2 separate regions of the Homo sapiens genome follow, and region 1 is linked to region 2. Evidence: read pairs that join two places in POLR2A ChIA-PET (ENCODE). Cell type or tissue: MCF 10A. All regions are shown on one strand. Region 1 overlaps PDZD2 (PDZ domain containing 2). Region 2 overlaps PDZD2 (PDZ domain containing 2).

Region 1 (2,500 bases), 140 kb after region 2:
AAATACAAAATTAGCTGGGTGTAGGGGCACACGCCTGTAGTCCCATCTACTCAGGAGGCTGAGACAGAATTGATTGAACCTGGGAGGCAGAGGCTGCAGTGAGCCGAGATCGCGCCATTGCACTCCAGCCTGGGCGACAGAGCGAAGACTCTGTCTCTAAAAAATAAAAATAAAAAAACCAGAAGCCTGTACAGCCTGCAGAACTGTGGGCCAATTAAACCTCTTTTCTTTATAAATTACCCAGCTTCAGGTATGTCTTTAGAGTAGTGTGAGAACAGACTAATACAAGTCTCACAGGCACCTCTACTCTGAGCTCTTGGGAAATCCTTCCAGAATTTCTTTATTTCTATACATCCTTCAATGGAAAGGGATATTTAATGTTTATTTTTGAGAAAGGGTCTCACTCTGTCACCCAAGCTGGAGTGCAGTGGTGTGAACATGGCTCACTGCAGCCTCAACCTCCTGGGCTCAAGTGATGCTCCTGCCTCAGCCTCCTCAGTAGCTGGGACTGCAGGCACCCATGGCAGGGTAAGTTCTGTATTTTTTGTAGCAACAGGGTTTTGCCATGTTGCCCAGGCTGGCCTCAAGCAATCCTCCCACCTTGGCCTCCCAAAGTGCTGGGATTATAGACGTGAGCCACTGCACCCATCCAGATCTCACTTTTTATTTCCTTCTTAACTCTCCTTGGCCACAAGTTTACAATATTCTCTGACAAGTGTCAGATGCAATAATCGTCCCAATCCTGTGGCTCCCAAGGGTTTTCTGGATCCAGTGCAAACTCCTGAATGTGGCCACTAAACACTTCAACTGGCTCACCCTGTTTTCCTTGCCAGCTCCATCTGGTTTCCTCCATCTTGTGTGGCAAGATACTGTGTCCCCACCCTTGTTTAAGAGGTAGTGCCTGTCCCTCATCAACCTCCTTCCACTCATGCCAGCCTAAGTTCCCCACATTTGCACATGGTTTTATGGAGTTTATAAACAGTTTCACACAAACTGGGCCTGTCATGATGACAGTTAGCACAGGGCTCTCACTAAAACCAGAAGGATGCTGGTAGGAGGCTCACACTCACTCAAGTGAACTGTCCCATCAAGCCTGTAAGCCCCCTCCCTTCCCCAGGCATCTGGACACTAATTTTTACCTCTAGCTAGATGAAATGCCCTTGCCCAGGAACAGCTATGCAAGGAGGTTTTGTACTGGCTCTATGCAGAGCACAAGGCCTCCAAAGAGAATCAGGAACACCCAGGGATCCATGAAGAAAACAGCTGAACACGTGCAACGTCACAGTCTTGCAAAAGTGACACTCGAGCCAGGGCAAGCCCAATCTAAAAATAGATGCACCTGAATTGGGACATCAGAAGGTGCCAGAAGGCATAAGAACACCACACCTAACTCACCTGGCCTCACTTGCTGGGCTGGGACAGCCAGCGCTCCGGGTATGAGGCAACAAAAAGATGAACAGGCACTGTCATTCAACCCTTGCTCAAGGGCAATCGGGGACCCAGTGGGAGTAGAACCAGGCCTCTACACCTGACTGTGGGTACGCAAGGGCACCCTCCCCTGGAGGGGTTGAGCCTGCTCTACGCAATGCAACTGAAGTAGGGAAGGCAACCCTTGGATACAGCCAACTGTCTCTGAATGACACCGAGGGAGATGAGCCTGCTCCGGGCAGGGCAACCAAAGCCACCAACACAGACACCAATGCCTTCTTCCAGGATGGACTAATGATGAAGGCTTTTTATTTTGTAAACACAGTGTTCTGCAGCTAGAAAATGTCTGGGAGAAAAAACAAGATGGAAAAATAAATTCCAGCGTTAAAAACAAAACAAAACAAACAAAAAACAGTTGTTTACCCTCTACAGATTCAGTCTTTAGACTTTATGAGCACCTACAATCATCAGGAACACATATGGGGCCCCTATCCAACATTCTCTCTCCCACTGTCCCCCCAACACACATATAAGCTGACACTTGGAGTCCCTGCCAAGCCAATCTCCAATAAATTCTTAAAAACAAAAGGCTCCCAATAAAAGATTTCGGAACAAAGCTCCGCTCTGTAGGTACACTGTAAAAAGGAAGTTTTTCCCCATGGACAGAATGAAATCAAGACTGGGCTCAGATAGAAAGGCCAAGTGGATATTAACCTGTCTACATACTACTGGTCCTTTCATCTGTTTTTCAAAAACAGACCTGAAAAGAGTAATATTTGTCTCTACGAAGAGTTAAGTGTTTGAAAAAAAAATTAACACATACACACAAATCAGAATTCCCTTCTCTCACATCCTGGGCCCTGGGTCTTTGAAACTCTCTGGCCTGTATATAGAGCAAATGGTAAGCTTGCCCGCCTTCAGGGTGTTTTCTCCCAAACCCAGAAATGCCCTTCTCCTGGGGACACAGCAGGGCTTTCCTGGAGAGTTTGCCTGCTTCTAGGCTGAAATGTCTGGACGCAAGACAAAGATGGTTCTTTCAGTCAAGAGCCCAGAGGACAAGTAGCAAGGAATA
Region 2 (2,500 bases):
AAGATTTTCTAAGACTGTGAAGACAAAGTCCAGATTAGAGATTCATTTCCCACATGAACCACCCGTAGGTTGCCTGCCTATCCCCAGCTGGGAAAACCATCTCACCAAAGAGTATACGATATCCTAGGAAGGTGTATCATCTTCCCACGTTCAGAAGAGGGTGGACCACCTCACCTTTGGATTAGGGTGCCGGCCGATGACAAGGCGAACGGGTCCTGGAGGGCATTTACTCAAGATGGCGTGGACTTTGCTTAAAGCAGCATGGCGGACGTTGACGGAGTTCACTTCCAGGATTTGATCCCCGCGGCTAGGGAGGGCAACAGAATCCACACTCTGTGTTAGCAGCCAGCTTCTTAAAGCTAAAATAGCCTTCTTGCTAGGAGAGGTTTATAATATGAAATCTTTTCTGAATACTTTAAAGAAGCTCATATCTTTTCCCGTTGGCATACATGTAAAAATGCAACACATTCATAAAAACACATTCGATTTTAAGTGGGCAAAGGTCATTATGCATATTTACTGGCATTTTCAGAAACAGCAAAGTCAAATAAAATTGATAATAAGGACAATGATGAAACCTACCATATTTTGAGCATATACTATATGCCAGGCACTGTACAAAGCATGCTGTATAACAAAGCTTTGAGTAAGTAAAATTATTCCCATTGTGCAGATAGGAACACAGGCTCAGAGGGGTCACCCAGATGTCACACACTGTTGAACTAACTCGGGTCCGTCTGACTGTCAACCATCACATGACAGAACCCCTCGACCACCAGCAGTTCTCTCTTCCTACCATCTTGAAATGATTATTATAATATAACTTAAGGAGGAAATAGCTGAGGCTCAAAGGTTACCCAACAATTTGTAAAAACGTTTCAAATTTGAACAAATGAGAAATTGGGGACAAGTTGCCCATTTTGACTGGAAATTACAGGGAGAGAAGTCAGTAGGAGAGAACAAAGACTCTTTATATGGGATTTGAAGAATGTTCATTTGGCAGGCTCCAGACATATGGAATCATTCAAGAAAGAAACATCATCTTGGGATGTCATTAAAGGATTTTTTTCCTTGGGTTCTAAAAGTATATTTTCTTTAATGTACTTTGGATGATTTGCTAAATTTTTTTTCATATGGAAATTTACTCTAATGATTAACTAAAAACATAATATAAGCTATTAACAGGGCCCCAAAATGGCAACCTCAATGAATGCCATTTTGACAATCCCTTAACCACTAAAGGACTTGGAAGTTTACAGGGCAGAAAGATGAAACTGTTAGCACAGGGTGCTTTGTGCAATACACGTACATTCTTGTGACGTTTAGGTGGGCACTGACTCACTGCAATTTCTATATAATAGAACACCTAGATATTTCTTGTGTAAACAGAACGCCCATGTTACAACTCAACTATCTGGATTAAGAAATCAGACACTCAGTGACTTCAGTAAGTAGACACCTAGACATGGCCATTCAACAAGGAATGAAAATGACAGGAAAAGTTTGAGAGAATACTTAATAAGAAATGCCTCCTATTCAAGGGCACAATTTCAGGACTGTTTGGCATCAAGTGATTCTGAACCATTTCAGCAGTTCCAGTATTTCATATGAATTTTATATATGTGAATATAAAATGAAAGAAAATATTGAGCTAATCATAGATATCTGTATAGAGTTGTATCTTGTCAAGTTTCTGAAACTGGACTTCTGAGACCAAATAGAACAAAATAAGCAGGGAAGCCAAGATCTAGAGTTCTCAAATTCAACCAAATTTCATTTATATTAACATTTACATTTTTGGAGATGCTATTAATTGTAGTCTTGGCTACGTTCTTGGAAAGAATTCAAAGCTTCAACATCCCTCAAAGGGAAGTAATAGAACAAATATCACACGTGTATATTTCATATTTATGAACACTCCAGAACCTTACACTATCAGGCAAACAACAAACCTCAGGTTGCTCTCCATCTTGGCCACTGATCCTGGAGCAAGGCTGTGAATGTAGATGCCAGGAGGACTGTTTTCCAGAGCCAAGCAGCAGGCACCAATGCCTAATCCAACTCTTGGCTCTGTGAGAGGCACCATTCAAAGAAAATAAAAACAAAAATTACACAATCACTAGAAAAAATGTGTAACTGATTTGAAACAGAATTAATATCTATTCAGACCAATAACCATTTATTTCTGGTCCAGACTCAGAATGTAAATCCAGCTTTTCCTTGTCAACACTTGCCACTGCTGTTAATAGAATGAGCCCATGGCTAACCTGGGAGCTAGTTACGGACTGAATTATCCGACGGTCAACTCTCTGCTTAGTCTAACTAACCTCCTCACATCTGTTTTTAGAAATAGGCAGGCTATAAGTAACGTTTTTATTCTAGGTACACAAACTCAAGCTTTCTTTTGCTTTTCTTTTTAACACATAATCTCTTGGTTGTTTAATCTTCCATCATGTTTCTAGAGTAGGTGGGGAGGAAAAAGAAACAGGGATGAAAAGCA

The links. ChIA-PET counts read pairs that join two places held together with the same protein. Peaks named below come from ENCODE experiments on the same cell type or tissue, not always from the same donor. Only the 100,000 strongest peaks of a DNase experiment are listed, where the experiment ranks them.
Region 1: POLR2A ChIA-PET joins it to region 2 with 6 read pairs; 1 of 35 experiments calls an interaction of 5 or more read pairs at or near these places.

What each region holds. Positions count from the first base shown.
Region 1 is chr5:31,915,417-31,917,916 of GRCh38, reverse strand. The region is part of intron 2 of PDZD2 (PDZ domain containing 2); the gene reads right to left. Among named protein-coding and RNA genes, the nearest start is that of MIR4279, 19 kb to the left of the region's middle. In MCF 10A, no CTCF peak of the experiment used is centred here; a DNase peak (open chromatin) is centred at 1,346.
Region 2 is chr5:32,058,809-32,061,308 of GRCh38, reverse strand. PDZD2 (PDZ domain containing 2) reads right to left here. Exons shown (of 25, transcript NM_178140.4): 13 at 1,953-2,070; 14 at 175-307. Among named protein-coding and RNA genes, the nearest start is that of GOLPH3, 110 kb to the left of the region's middle. In MCF 10A, no CTCF peak of the experiment used is centred here; a DNase peak (open chromatin) is centred at 1,328.